2 separate regions of the Homo sapiens genome follow, and region 2 is linked to region 1. Evidence: read pairs that join two places in POLR2A ChIA-PET (ENCODE). Cell type or tissue: PC-9. All regions are shown on one strand.

The links. ChIA-PET counts read pairs that join two places held together with the same protein. Peaks named below come from ENCODE experiments on the same cell type or tissue, not always from the same donor. Only the 100,000 strongest peaks of a DNase experiment are listed, where the experiment ranks them.
Region 2: POLR2A ChIA-PET joins it to region 1 with 22 read pairs; 1 of 35 experiments calls an interaction of 5 or more read pairs at or near these places.

What each region holds. Positions count from the first base shown.
Region 1 is chr20:34,902,853-34,910,852 of GRCh38, reverse strand. The region is part of intron 2 of ACSS2 (acyl-CoA synthetase short chain family member 2); the gene reads right to left. Among named protein-coding and RNA genes, the nearest start is that of ACSS2, 30 kb to the right of the region's middle. In PC-9, no CTCF peak of the experiment used is centred here; a DNase peak (open chromatin) is centred at 3,082; H3K4me3 peaks cover 354 bases; H3K27ac peaks cover 5,157 bases.
Region 2 is chr20:35,572,255-35,580,254 of GRCh38, reverse strand. It overlaps the pseudogene FER1L4. Among named protein-coding and RNA genes, the nearest start is that of ERGIC3, 34 kb to the right of the region's middle. RefSeq lists a silencer at 3,087-3,249. In PC-9, no CTCF peak of the experiment used is centred here; DNase peaks (open chromatin) are centred at 1,634 and 4,094; H3K4me3 peaks cover 674 bases; H3K27ac peaks cover 3,665 bases.

The DNA.
Region 1 (8,000 bases):
AGTCCCTGTCTCAAAAAATAAATAAATAAATGTTTCCCTTAGTGGTTTTTTTCCAATTTTATGATTTTTTTGAATAAGTAATACATACAAGTGGGACTACATAAAAAGATACATAATGAGAAGTGTTCTCCCCACTCCTATCTCCCAATCACCCTGCCTACTGGCAAACCACAGTTTGGGTTTTGTGATTTGTTTTTTAGAGACAGGGTCTCACTCTATTGATAGGCTGGAGTACAGAGGCACAATCATAGCTCACTGCAGCCTCCAACTCCTGGGCTCAAGCAATCCTCTTACTTCAGCCTCCTGAGTAGCTGGGACTACGGGCACATGCTACCACACCTGGCTAATTTTTTTATTTTAAAATTTTTCATAGAGGCAGAGTCTCGATATATTGTCCAGGGTGGTCTCCAAACTCCTGGCCTCAAGCAAAACTGCTTCAGCCTCTCAAAGTGCTGGGATTACAGGCGTGAGCCACCATGCCCAGGGCAAAACAGTTACCAATATTCTGTGTGACTTTCCAGAAACAATCAATATTCAGACAGGACCATTCTTTGTAGGACACAGGGCTAGGGTAATTCAACTAGTGTGGAATGACCAAAATAATTACTTTGCAAGAAGTCTGTATCATTATGATCTTTAATAAGACCCTTGAGATATCATTGAAGACCAAAATTTGAAAATTGAATGTTAAAAAACTGAATTTTACAGGAGGCTGAAGCAGGAGAATCGCTTGAATCCGGGAAATGGAGGTTGCAGCAAGCTGAGACCGTGCCATCGCACTCCAGCCTAGGCGACAAGAGTGAAACTCTGTTTAAAAAAAAAAAAAAAAAAAATTTGGCCAGGCACAGAGGCTCACACCTGTATTCCCAGCACTTTGGGAGGCCAAGGCAGGCAGATCACCTGGGGTCAGGAGTTTGAGACCAGCCTGGCCAACATGGCAAAACCCCATCTCTACTAAAAATACAAAAATTAGCCGGGCATGGTGGTGCACGCCTGTAGTCCCAGCTACTTGGGAGGCTAAGGCGGGAGGATCATTTGAACCCAGAAGGTGAAGGCTACAGCGAGCGGCGATCACACCACTGCACTCCAGCCTGGGAAACAGAGTAAGACTTTGTCTCAAAAAAAAAAAAAAAAGGATTTTAATGTTGTTCAGAAAAGAGATGAACACCTCATAGTCCCCAGTCAAGCACAGGGTAACAGGGGTAGGAAGAACTGCTCTACTTAAGGGACAGGTCTGTCAGACAAGCATATATACTACATGCATTTGTTTACATAGTCTCATTTTTTCTACACAAATGATGGCATACAATACACACTATTCTGTATCTTTTGTTAATTATTATATGCATTCAATAAAATGCACAAATCTTATGTGTAGAAATTGATCATCTTGATTTTTCAAATTTAACAATATACCTTGATATCATTCTTCACCAAGACTTAAAGAACTATTTCTCTTTTTTATTTGTTGTTGTTGTTGTTTTTGAGACAGGGTCTCACTCTGTCACTCAGGCTGGGGTGCAGTGGCACCATCACAGCTCACTACAGCCTCAACCTCCCAGACTCAAGTGATCCTCCCACCTCTGCCTCTTGAGCAGTTGGGACTACAGGCCAGAGTCACCATGTCTGGCTACCTTTTTTTTTTTTTTTTTTTTTTTGCAAAGACAGGATCCTACTATGTTGCTCAGGCTAGTCTGGAACTCCTGGCCTCAAGTGATCCTCCAATCCTCCTGCCTCAGCCTTCCTTCCAAAGTGTTGGGATTACAGGTGTGAGCCACGGTGCCAAGCTTAAAGAGCTATTTCATTATCTTTCTCAGCTGCAAAATATTCCACTATTTGTATGTACTGTAATTTATTTAACAAATAAATGCTTCAATGAATATTTTTATTTTTATGTCACTTTACTCACCTGCAAGTATATCTGTAGGATGAATTACCAGAAGTGGACCTGTTGGTTCAAGAGATGTGTGCTTTTTTTTTTTTTTTTTCCCAAGATGGAGTTTTGCTCCTGTTGCCCAGGCTGGAGTAAAATGGCGCGATCTTGGCTCACTGCAACCTCCGCCTCCTGGGTTCAGGCAATTCTTCTGCCTCAGACTCCTGAGTAGCTGGGATTACAGGCGTGCACCACCACACCTGGCTAATTTTTGCATTTTAGTAGAGATGGGGTTTCACCATGTTGGTCAGGTTGGTCTTGAACTCCTGACGTCAGGTGATCCACCTGCCCTGGCCTCCCAAAGTACTGGGATTACAGGCGTGAGCCACCGTGCCTGGCTGATGTGTGCATTTTAAATATTGATAAATATTAGGGAACAACTACTTTAAATAAGATGGTCCTGGAAGGCCTCTCTCTGGAGAGGTGATATTTGAGCCAAGACCTGAATAATGAGAGGTAGGCAATCATACTAATTCTTGGGAAGAGTATTCTGGGGAAAAGGAGCATCAAGTGAAAAGGCACTGAGACCTTTTCAAAGAAAGAAAGAAAGACAGTATGGCTAGATTTCAGTGAGCAAGAAGTTGGGTAAGAATGAGAGGTAGGCAGCAGCCAAATCACGTAGAGCCTTGTAGGCAATAGTAAGAAGTTTGAATTTTACTGTAAGTGGATCCCTGGTTTCCCTTGGCAAGTTCAGGTCCACCTCCACGCTTTTGGCCACATCATTGCCCCTGCTCAGAATATTCTCCCTCCTCCTTCAGACACCAGCACCATCTGGCTCTCCCTTAGCACCACAGACCATTGCTTCCCCTCTCCTTCCTTACTGCACAGAGCACTTATGAAGGAGGTAACTGAAACCTAGAGAGATTATTGGTCACACAATAATAAGTGGCAGAGCCAAGAATAGATGCTCAGGTCTTCTGATTTCAAGTCAGGACTCTCCCTCATAGTGTGAAGGACAGGGACTGGCAGGGAAGCCAGGCCTTTTCTTACTAACAGAGGTCACACAGAAGATTATCAGCCTTTTTCCAGTTCCTGGCTCGATGAGTCAGTAGGCTTTAACCCTCCTAGGGATGAGAGAAGCCAAACACAGGGAGCTTACTAAAGTGGGAAAGAACAGGGAGAGAGGAAGCTGGCAAACGGCCCTGAATGCCAGAGGCAGAAAAGCCATTTCCTTAACTGGCTCACTGACAAGTGCCACAGGAACTTCAGAACGTCTCCGGTTATGGCTGAATGCCAACATATACATACCCAAGCACATGTGTCCCCATATGCAAACCACATACCAACTCACCTATGTGCGCTCACTTGTATAAAATCACATATAAATATACAAACATTCTAGGCATAAAAGCTGCCCATCTGCACACATAGGCACAAACAAGGATAAATATATGCACCCAGGATTCAAACATGGACTTATCTGTATCTGCAAGTACAACCACCATATACATGTAGCCACCTATGTGCACAGTGTGCCCCTTCAGAAACTCTCTATCAAATCATTCTGTTTTGCCAGGTGCCACACATGTAATCCCACACTTTGGGAGGCTGAGGTGGGTAGATCACTTGAGGCCAGGAGTTTGAGACCGGCCTGGCCAACATGGCGAAGCCCCAACTCTACTAAAAAGACAAAAATTAGCCGGGCATGGTGGCGCATGCCTGTAAACCCAGCTACTCAGGAGGCTGTGGTGGGAGGATCACCTGAGCCCAGGAGATGGAGGTTGCAGTGAGCTGAGATTGCGCCATTGCACTCCACCCTGGGTGACAGGGCAAGACTGTCTCAAAAAAAAAAAACACATTCTGTTTTATTTTTTTCATGAAACGTTCCATTATTTGAAATTATCTCATGTATGTTAATTACTTATATATTATCTGTTTTCTTCACTGGAATATAAGCTCCATGATAGCAGAGATCTTTTTTTTTTTTTTTTTTTTTGAGATGGAGTCTCGCTCTGTCACCCAGGCTGGAGTGCAATAGTGCGATCTCGGCTCACTGCAACCTCCGCCTCCAGGGTTCAAGCAATTCTCCCTGCCTCAGCCTCCCAGGTAGTTGGGATTACAGGCACCCACCATCACACCTGGCTAATTTTTGTATTTTTAGTAGAGACGGGGTTTCAAGATGTTGGCCAGGCTGGTCTCACACCCCTGACCTCAGGTGATCCGCCTGCCTCGGCCTCCCAAAGTGCTGGGATTACAGGCGTGAGCCACTGCACCCAGCTGACAGCAGAGATCTTATTTGTTTTCTTCACTGCTACATCCCTAGCACCTCAAGTACAGCCTAGTACATAGAGAGTGCACAAGAAGAAATAAGCACAACCTATGCAAGTACAACTTATTTGAGCCCACTTCCAACCGTGAAACACACACACACACACACACCACAGTGTGCATTCCTCTCCTTGGCTATGGGCTCAAGTTATACATTATTGATATAAGCACCTTACTCATTCCAGTGTCTTCTTTCTCTGACATACACACCAGGCTGGGGCCCCTGGCTGGTTGGGAAAGGTGAGGGGCAGGGTATTGGCCTACTGCAAAATCCCAAGCCCTCTAGGATATCAGAACTCTTTTTTTTTTTTTTTTTTGAGACGGAGTCTTGCTCTGTTACCCAGGCTGGAGTGCAGTGCCGCAGTCTCGGCTCACTGCAAGCTGTGCTTCCTAGGTTCACGCCATTCTCCTGCCTCAGCCTCCCGAGTAGCTGGGACCACAGGCGCCTGCCACCACGCTCAGCTAATTTTTTGTATATTTAGTAGAGACGGGGTTTCACCGTGTTAGCCAGGATGGTCTCAATCTCTTGACCTTGTGATCCACCCGCCTCGGCCTCCCAAAGTGCTGGGATTACAGGTGTGAGCCACCGCGCCCGGCCAGGATATCAGAACTCTTAAAAGAACATCCAATTTAGTCTCTTAACTCTGAGATCCAAAGAGGCTATTAGCTATGCTTGGCATCACAGGGTGGGTTACCACAGCAGAGCAGGGACCACGACTTAAGGTCCAGGCCTCTTTCCTCTACACCAGGAGCTGCAAGCTCAAAAATTGGCAGGATCTAGGCACGGAATGTAAATAAGTGGACCACATGAAAGAAAATATATGATAAAGATAAGAAATAGTTCCCTTTCCACTTCCCTATAAGAAAACAGCAGCACATGTATAATAAACCTTAGCCTCAGTTTCAGGGGAACAATAGGGAAGGGGAAGGACAGGAAAACTGGCAAATGCATGCTCTGGCAAAAGGAGGCATCTAGTACCTAAACTTGGTTCCTGTCAGCTTTTGCTTGCTAGGAATCAGGGCTCAATGTTGTCAATTTTTTCGATTTTTCAATAGCAGCCTGGAATCTATTTTTGTCAAAACTTTTGAATTGGCCAGGCACGGTGGCTCACGCCTGTAATCCCAGCACTCTGGGAGGCTGAGGCGGGCGGATCATGAGGTCAGGAGATCGAGAGGACGGTGAAACCCCATCTCTACTAAAAATACAAAAAATTAGCCGGGGGTGGTGGCGGGCGCCTGTAGTCCCAGCTACTCGGGAGGCTGAGGCAGGAGGATGGCGTGAACCCAGGAGGTGGAGCTTGCAGTGAGCCAAGATCACACTACTGCACTGCACTCTGCACTCCAGCCTGGGCGACCGAGCGAGACTCCGTCTCAAAAAAAAAAAAAAAACTTCTGAATTTATATGTGTTGACCACTAATTTTTTTAAAGCTTTAAGGCCAGTTGCAGTGGTTCATGCCATAATACCAGCACTCTGGGAGGGCAAAGCAGGAGGACTGTTTGAGGACAGGAGTTCAAGACTGGCCTGGGCAACATGGTGAGAACTTGTCTCTACAAAAAATTTTATAATTAGCCAAGCATGGTAGCTAATGCCTATGGTCCCAGCTACTCGAGAGGCTAAAATAGGAGGATCACATAAGCCCGGGAGGTCAAGGCTGCAGTGAGCCACGTTGATGCTACTATACTCTAGCCTAGCAACAGAGACCCTGTCTCGCCCCTGCCTACCAAAAAAAAAAAAAAAAAAAAAAGGTTTAAACACTGTGAATCAAACAAAACTATTAATGAGAAATTTAGCTGGTGGGATAACATGGGGAACCCTTGGTATAAACCAAACTACTTTTCCTTCACCTGGAGGCCATATGGTTGGTGTGACAACCCATGGTACACAGTCACTAGTCCTTCTCATCTTCTTCCCCTAGGGAACCTCCTCCAAGGAGTCTTCTCCAACTACTTCATTCTCACACTCTCGAAATTTACTTTAACCCATTATTGATTCAAAATCCATTTAGAATTAGACTACCTCTCTTCACATCTATTTCTACCATCCTAGTCCAAAACTACCATTAGGTAGTTCAGATTATGTCACCCTTCTGCTCAGAATGCTCAGATCACTTCCCATTTCATTTTGAGTAAAAGTCAAAGTCCTCACAATGGCCTACATGATCTAGTCCCTCATTTCCTCTCTGTCCTCACATACAACTATTCTCTCTTCCTCTCCCTTTCCCTCTGCTCCAGCCAAACGGCCTCCCCAGTGTTTGGCAAAAGCACCAAGAACATTTAACCTCAGAGCCTTTGCCCTCTACTTGGAATGTTCTTTCCCTAGATAGCCACATGACTTATTCCCTATCTTTGAGTCGTTGCTCAAATGTTGGCTTCTCAGTAAGGTTATCTTTGATCACCACATTAAAAAAAAAAAAATACTCCCTGCGCTCCTCTCCAGCCCCAGGTTCTCTGAATTAACATTTTCCATGAAATTTTTGTTAGTTTCTCTTTTTCTCACCTACCCAAAAGCTAAAAGTTCTTTCTTCCTCCCAAAGCCCTTTATCTCACTTTCTTTGTGATCTGTTTTTCTAGCTTTTATTATATTTATTTGGGCCTTATCTTTCCCATTATACCCTGAGCTCTTGGAGGGCAGAGATCATGTCTTCTTCTCTGTCTCCTCCAAGCACAATTGGCACAATAGGTATTCGAGGGTCATGGTTGAATAATTGAAAGACTGGTAATTGACTAATGACAGGGAAGACTGGTGCTACCCCCCAACTTTTTTTTTTTTTTTTTTTTTTGAGACAATGTCTCACTATGTTGCCCAGGCTGGTCTTAAACTCTCGGGCTCAAATGATTCTCCCACCTCAGCCTCCAGAGTAGTTGGGACTACAGGCATGCACCACTGCACCCAGCTCCCCTCTTTATATGAGAACGATAGTCATTGAATTGAAGATTTTAATTCCCTAGAACTACAAGCAAGGCACAGGATAGGAAGAAACAGCTGAGGGAAAGACTGAGTTCTTTACAGAGGAATCAGATGGAGGAGAAACAGGAGGAGAAACACCCAGGTGAGAAGAGACACCAAACCTGTTATGAGAGGAGATGAGAGGAACACTGAACTGTTTATTTTGTGGAAGAGAAGATATTGAGAGATGTGATAGCAAGTCTCAAAAATCTGTATCTTCATTGTCTCCACCCCGGTCAAGCTACCTTCATCTCTTGCCTGGATGACCACAATGCCCACCTAACTGGTTTCCCACTTCACTCTTGTTCCCTTCCAGTCCACACATCACCCAGCATGATCTGTGATCTTTTTTTTTTTTTTTTTTGAGAGAGTCTCAGTCTGTCACCCAGGCTGGAATGCAGTGGTGTGATCTTGACTTACTGCAACCTCTGCCTGCCGGGTTCAAATGATTCTCCTGCCTCAGCCTCCCAAGTAGCTGGGACCACAGGTGCATGCCACCATGCCTGGCTAATTTTTGTATTTTTAGTAGAGATGAAGTTTTACCATGTTAGCCAGTCTGGTCTCGAACTCCTGACCTCAAGTGATTTGCCTGCCTTGGCTCCCAAAGTGCTGGGATTACAAGCATGAGCCACTGCACCCGGCCACAGAATGATCTATTAAAAACATAAATTGGCCAGGCATGGTGGCTCATGCCTGTAATCCCAGCATTTTGGGAAGCCAAGGTGGGAGGATTGCTTGAGCCCAAGAGTTCGAGACCAGACTGGGCAACATAGCGAAATGCTCTCTCTACTAAAAAAAAAAAAAAAAAAAAATAGCCAGGTGTGGTGGCACATGCCTATAGTTTCAGCTAC
Region 2 (8,000 bases), 670 kb before region 1:
CCGCCCCCTGGGCTCAAGTGATCCTCCCACCTCAACCTCCTGAGTAGCTGGGACCACAGGTGCGCACCACTATGCCCGGCTATTTTTTTGTATTTTTGGTACAGATGGTGTCTTGCCATGTTGCCCAGGCTGGTCTCGAACTCCTGAGTTTGAGCAGTCTGCCTGCCTCAGCCTCCCAAAGTGCTGGGGTTACAGGCATGAGCCACCATGCCCAGCTTCTGACAGCACTTTGTAGGCTCCAAAGTACTTATGTTTCTATTATGTCATTTGATATTTACAACAGTCTTTTGAATCCAGGATTGTGTCCCTTTTTTTTTTTTTTTTTTTTTGAGATGGAGTTTTGCTGTTGTTGCCCAGACTGCAGTACAGTGGTGTGACCTTGGCTCACTGCAACCTCCACCTTCTGTTTTCAAGCGATTCTCCTGCCTCAGTCTCCCGAGTAGCTGAGATTACAGGTGCTCACCACCACGCCCAGCTAATTTTTGTATTTTTAGTAGATATGGGGTTTCACTACGTTGGCCAGGCTGGTCTCGAACTCCTGAACTTGTGATCTGCCCACCTTGGCCTCTCCAAGTGCTGGGATTACAGGCATGAGACACTGCGCCCGGCCTGTGTCCCTTTTTTAGCTAGGAAACAGGATGAGAAGGCAATGGTTTACCAGAGATTACACAGTGAGGCTATGGCAGAGCTGGGCTTAGAATGCAGGTTTAGATGTATTTTTTTTCCTACCTGTCTCTGTGGCTACCTTTCCCTGTTCCCCAGGTCTTCAAAGACACAGCTCCTCTCTTCCACCCCCAGGACTTGCCGGAGCAGCCTTACTTGCAGCCTCCACTCAGCATCTTGGTGATTGAGCGCCGGGCCTTTGGCCACACAGTCCTTGTGGGTTCCCACATTGTCCCCCACATGCTGCGATTCACATTTCGGGGTCATGAGGATCCTCCTGAGGAGGAAGGAGAGATGGAGGAGACAGGGGATATGATGCCCAAGGGACCTCAAGGTTAGGAACCTTCTCCTTCAGGGACACCAGACAGAAGCCCCTCTGATTCCTGGTGGACGTGGCTCCAGAGGGCCCTCCGATGGGGTGTGGAATCTGACTTCTACTTACCCACTCTCCTCATGCTGCCATTTTCCCCCTCCCAGGACAGAAGTCCCTGGATCCCTTCTTGGCTGAAGCGGGTATATCCAGACAGCTCCTGAAGGTGATGGGGTAGAGGAGATAGATGGTGAAGGGGCTGGCAGTACTTGGGATGGTGCTGGGTTAGAGGGACAAAGTCTGCTCTTCCTCAGCCTCCTCTGAAGAAGCTCCCACTAGGAGGCCTCCTAAATCAAGGCCCTGGGCTGGAGGAAGACATCCCAGATCCAGAGGAGCTCGACTGGGGGTCCAAGTACTATGCGTCGCTGCAGGAGCTCCAGGGGCAGGTGGGGGCAGAGAAGGGTCCCAGGGAGGGGGCTGGGGTGTAAATGGTAAAAAGAATGATATCTTAGCTAGGCATGGCGGCGCGCACCTGTAGTCCCAGCTACTCAGGAGGCTGACGCAGGAGAATCACTTGAACCCAGAGGCAGAGGCTCCTGTGAGCTGAGATCATGCCATTGCACAACAGCCTGGGTGACAGTGAGACTCCGTCTCAAAAAACAAACAAAAAACAAGAATGATCTCATTGAAGGTGGAGCTCTACAGTTTTTCAGAGCTCTTCATTATAGTCCTCTTTTCTTCACAATTCTAGAAGCTGGGGATTATTAACTCCATTATCTAGAGCTGTGTTGTCCAAAAGACATAACACGAGCCACATACGTAATTTTAACTTTTGTAGTAGCCACATTAAAGTAGAAGGGGCCAGGCGCGGTGGCTCACGCCTGTAATCCCAGCGCTTTGGGAGGCCAAGGCGGGTGGATCACGAGGTCAGGAGATTGAGACCATCCTGGCTAACATGGTGAAACCCCGTCTCTACTAAAAATACAAAAAATATTAGCGGGGCATGGTGGCGGGTGCCTGTAGTCCCACCTACTCAGGAGGCTGAGGCAGGAGAATGGTGTGAACCTGGGAGGCGGACCTTGCAGTGAGCCGAGATTGCGCCACTGCACTCCAGCCTGGGCGACAGAACGAGACTCCCTCTCAAAAAAAAAAAAAAAAAAAAAAGTAAAACGAAACAGGTGAAATTAATTTTAGTAATATATTCAAAATACCATTTCAAGGCTGGGCACAGTGGCTCATGCCTGTAATCCCAGCACTTTGGGAGGCTGAGGCAGGCAGATCACTTGAGGTCAGGAGTTCGAGACCAGCCTGGCCAACATGGCGAAACCCCGTCTCTACTAAAAATACAAAAATTAGCCGGGCGTGGTGCTGGGCACCTGTTAATCCCAGCTATTCTGGAGGCTGAGGCAGGAGAATCGCTTGAACCTGGGAGGTGGAGGTTACAGTGAGCCGAGACTGTGCTCCAGCCTGGGTGACAGAGTGAAACTCTGTCTCTCAAAAAAAAAAAAAAAAAAAAAAAAAACTTCAACAAGTAATCATAAAATTTCTGAGATATTTTACATTCTTGTTTTTTGTACTAAGTATTTAAAAATCCGGTTTTTATTTTATACTTATCGCACATCTTTTTCTTTCTTTTCTTTTTATTTTTAGAGATGGGGTCTTTATCTGTTATCCAGACTGGTCTCAAACTCCTGGGTTCAAGTGATCTTCCCACCTCAGCCTCCCCAGTAGCTAGGACCATAAGTACATACCACTACACTCAGCTAATTACAAACTTTTTTTTTCCTGGGTGTGGTGTTTCATGCCGGTAATCCCAGCACTTTGGGAGTCTGAGGTGGGAGGATCACTCGAAGCCAGGAGTTTGAGAACAGTCTGGGGAACATGGTGAGACACCATCTCTACTAAAAATGAAAACAAGTAGCTGTGCATGGTGGTACACGCCGGTGGCCCCAGCGACTCAAGAGGTTGAGGTGGGAGGATCACTTGAGCCTCGGAGGTTGAGGCTACAGTGAGCCATGTTCACACCAATACACTCCAACCTGGGCTACACAGCAAGAGTCTGTCTCAAAAATAAATAAATAAAAATTAAAAAGCATTTATTTCATAGAGACAGGTTCTCACTGTGTTGTTCAGCCTGATCTCGAACTCCTGGCCTCAAGTAGTCACCTCAGTCTCCCAAAGTGTTGGGATTCCAGGCATGAGCCACCAAGCCTGGCCACTTACAGCACATTGCAATTCAGACTAGCCACGTTTTGACTGCTCAGTAGCCACGTGTGGCTGGTGGTGACTGCCCTAGACAGGGCAGGCTGGATGATAAATTGGAGCTTTAAAAATGCAAGTGGCATACACAGTGGGAACTTGAGTGAAGGTTTCCCAACTCTCCTGGAAAAGGGGGTAGACTAAGGGGTTGAAGGGGATGGGGAAGAATCTCTGGATCTGCTCTTTAATTTCAGCACAACTTTGATGAAGATGAAATGGATGATCCTGGAGATTCAGGTAACAGATTGGGCTTTTTGCTCTGGTTCCATCTGCCCATCCCCTACCCACCCAGATATTTCTGACTGGGGCATTTTTGCTGTTTCCAGATGGGGTCAACCTCATTTCTATGGTTGGGGAGATCCAAGACCAGGGTGAGGCTGAAGTCAAAGGCACTGTGTCCCCAAAAAAAGCAGTTGCCACCCTGAAGGTGACTGGGTACTGGGAAGAGGAAAGTCTCCTTTGGATTCTGGACATCGGGCTGTTGCTGAAGTCCTTGCCTTTTAGATCTACAACAGGTCCCTGAAGGAAGAATTTAACCACTTTGAAGACTGGCTGAATGTGTTTCCTCTGTACCGAGGGCAAGGGGGCCAGGATGGAGGTGGAGAAGAGGAAGGATCTGGACACCTTGTGGGCAAGTTCAAGGTACATTTGGGGAAGGAAAGCGGAACCAGGGAGCCCAGGTGGGGATTCAGGAGGACAATTATCTTACCAGAGCTTTTTCTGTCTCCCCCCAACTCAGGGCTCCTTCCTCATTTACCCTGAATCAGAGGCAGTGTTGTTCTCTGAGCCCCAGATCTCCCGGGGGATCCCACAGAACCGGCCCATCAAGCTCCTGGTCAGAGTGTATGTTGTAAAGGTGAGTCTCCATAGCCCTGGCACGCCTCCAACTATAGCTAAGGTAATGTACACAAAACCTACAGAAGGAAGGCTTTGGGAGGAACCTCGTGATCACAGAGTTCAAGTTCTTCATTTTTCAGGTGAGAAATTGAATCCACAAATTTAGGAGATCCCCTAGGGTTATAAAGCATGTTCATGGCAGAACCAGAATTGGGAGTTGGTCTCCTGACCCCTGTTTGTAGTTCTAGTCCTGTAGAATGGCACGTATAATTCTAGGATGAGAACAGGGCTGAATCTCAGGCTTCAGAAGGCTTGTTACCAAATACCTTTGTCCAACTTTGTCCATTGGTGCAGTTTTCATACTGAGTTCAGCAGGGCCTTGAAGTATTCTTAAAGATATCTCGGAGCCGGTTGTGGTGGCTCACGCCTGTAATCCCAGCACTTTGGGAGGCCGAGGCGGGTGGATCACGAGGTCAAGAGATCGAGACCATTCTGGCCAACCAACATGGTGAAACCCCATCTCTACTAAAAATACAAAAATTAGCTGAGCATAGTGGCTCATGCTTGTAGTCCCAGCTACTCGGGAGGCTGAGGCAGGAGAATCACTTGAACCCAGGAGGCGGAGGTTGCAGTAAGCCAAGATTGCGCCACCACGCTCCAGCCTGGGTGACGGAGCGAGACTCCGTCTCCAAAAAAAAAAAACAAAAAAGAAAGTGAGTGGCAAAGGGATGGAACGAAAGGGGGAAAGGGGTCAGGGTTGCGAGAATGAGGACAAAAATGACACTTCTCAAAGTAGATCTTTTTGTATACCTCTGACTCTTAGAACTGTAGCAGTGTTTCACATGCCCCTACAATAGACAGAAAATTAAAAGCAATCACAGTGTTGAGGAAACCTAACATGGAATACAAACACTAACAAATGACCCTCACTGTATTACAAATGAACAATATAACCACACTGAAGGAAGTGAAGAACAAAACCAAGTAACTCTGGAAAACAGTAATTTGACAGGGCTCTATAAAACTCTAGATGGGCCTGGTGCAGTGGCTCACACCTGTAATCCCAGCACTTTGGGAGGCCAAGACAGGAGGATCACTTTAGCCCAGGAGGTCAAGACCAGCCTGGGCAACAAAGTGAGACTCCATCTCTACAAAAGATTAAAAAACTAGCTGGATGTGGCTGGGTGTGGTGGCTCATGCCTGTAATGCCAGCACTTCAGGAGGCTGAGGCAGGTGGATTGCCTAAATTGGGTGGATCGCCTGAGGGTCAGGAGTTTGAGACCAGCCTGGCTAACAGGGTGAACCCCGTCTCTACTAAAAATACAAAAATTAGCTGGGCATGGTGGCACGTGCCTGTAGTCCCAGCTGTTTTGGAGGCTGAGGCAGGAGCATTGTTTGAAGCTGGGAGGAGGAGGTTGCAGTGAGCCAAGCTTGTGCCACTGCACTCCAGCTTGGATGACAGGGAGAGAGCTTGTCACAAAAAACAAAAACAAAACAAAAAACCAACTAAACTAAAGATAAAGAGAGCTGAACATAAATGCTGTCATCTAGTTAGAAGTATGTGTTAGCAATTCTGAAACTATATTATGTGTATACTGGTATACATGAATAAGTAAACTATATTGTAGATAATGAGAACCAGGTTTCTTACTGTTGGAGAAAGAAGTTACAGATAAGGAAAGGGGATTAAATGAATGCTGTGGTATTAGATCAGAAACAGAAGTATCTGTATAAACTCATGTTTTTAAATATACACAGATGGAAAGATACAGAAATATAGATATGTGTATATATATGTGGATTATGTTATTCATGTTTGCTATCTCCGTTTGCTGAGAAGGCCTAGAATCAACAACATCCTAGTAGCAGTGAGCAAACCAGGTGCCCAGATTTTGGTTTCTAAAAACCATTATTTAATAAAAGGATTAAGGACTCCTTGGAGTTGATTCCAGGACTAGGACTGGGAAAATATAAGTCAAATCTGGAGCATCTTGTGGGGCAGGAGTAAGGAAGTGCTCAAAAAAGGATGGGGGCTTGATGAAAGAATGAACACAGGAGCCAACCTGAAGGAGCTCCTAATGGTTAAGACTTGAAAAATTGGGGCAACAGAATAAGTAATGAGGCTGGGCACAGTGGCTTTCGCCTGTAATCCCAGCACTTTGGGAGTCTGAGGCCAGGGGTCCAAGACCAGCCTGGCCAACATGGTGAAACCCTGTCTCTATTAAAAATACAAAAATTAGCTGGGTGTGGTGTCAGGCACCTGTAATCCCAGCTACTTGGGAGGCTGAGGCAGGAGAATTGCTTGAACCTGGGAGGTGGGGGTTGCAGTGAGCCAGGATTGTGCCATTGCACTCCAGCCTGGGCAACAAGAGCAAGATTCTGTCTCAACAACAACAAAAGTAATGATAGTATTGGATATTCAGACTTTCTTTTTTCTTCTTTTCTCTCTCTCTAGCTCTTTTTTTTTTTTTTTTTTGAGACGGAGTTTCGCTCTTGTTGCCCAGGTTGGAGTGCAATGGCACTGTCTTGGCTCACTGCAACCTCTGCCTCCCAGGTTCAAAGGATTCTCCTGCCTCAGCTTCCCAAGCAGCTGGGACTGCAGGCATGTGCCACCATATCCTGCTAATTTTGTATTTTTAGTAGAGACAGAGTTTCTCCATGTTGGTCAGGCTGGTCTCAAACTCCCGACCTCCGGTGATCCGCCCGCCTGGGCCTCCCAAAGTGCTGGGATTACAGGTGTGAGCCACCGTGCCCAGCCTGCCTTCTTTTTTTGTTGTTGTTTTGAGATGGAGTCTTACTCTTGTTGCCCAGGCTGGACTGCAATGGCACAATCTCAGCTCACTGCAACCTCCACCTCCTGGGTTCAAGTGATTCTCCCACCTCAGCCTCCGGAATAGCTGGGACTATAGGCACACACCACCATGCCTGGCTAATTTTAGAGATGGGGTTTCATTCACCATGTTGGCCAGGCTGGTCTCAAAGTTTTGACCTCAAATGATCCGCCTGCCTCATTACAGGCGTGAGCCACTGCACCCAGCTCTCTGTCTCCTCCTAATGCTCCCATTATACGTGTGTTGGTGTACTTAATGGTGTTCCACATTTGTTTGAGGCTCTATTTCATTTTTCTTTTTTCTCTTTTCTCTCTGTTCTTCAGCTTACATAATCGCTTTTGATCTAGCTTCAAGTTTGCCAATTCTTTCTTCTGTTCAAATCTACTATTGAGCCTCTCTAGTGAATTTTAAATTTTAGTTATTGTACTTTTCAACTCAAGAATTTTCATTTGGTTCTTTTTAAAAAAATGTATGGCTTGGCTGGGTGTGGTGGCTCATGCCTGTAATCCCAGCACTTTGGGGGGCTGAGGCGGGTGGATCATGAGGTCAGGAGACGAGACCATCCTGGCTAACACGGTGAAACCCCGTCTCTACTAAAAAAAATACAAAAAATTAGCTGGGTGTGGTGGCATGTGCCAGTAGTCCCAGCTACTTGGGAGGCTGAGGCAGGAGAATTGCTTGAACCTGGGAGGCAGAAGTTGCAGTGAGCTGAGATCACACCACTGCACTCGAGCCTGGGTGACAGAGTGAGATTCTCTCAAAAACAAAAAAAAAAATGTATATCTCTTTATTGATATTCTCTATTTGATGCAACGTTATCATCATACCTTCCTTTACTTCTCTAATCAAGCTTGCCTTCAGTTCTGTGAACATGTTTACACTGGCTACTTTGAAATACTTTCCAGTCGGCCGGGCGCAGTGGCTCACGCCTGTAATCCCAGCACTTGGGAGGCCGAGGCAGGCAGATCATGAGGTCAGGAGATCGAGACCATCCTGGCTAACATGGTGAAACCCCATCTCTACTAAAAATACAAAAAATTAGCTGGGCATGCTGGTGGGCACTGTAGTCCCAGCTACTCGGGAGGCTGAGGCGGGAGAAT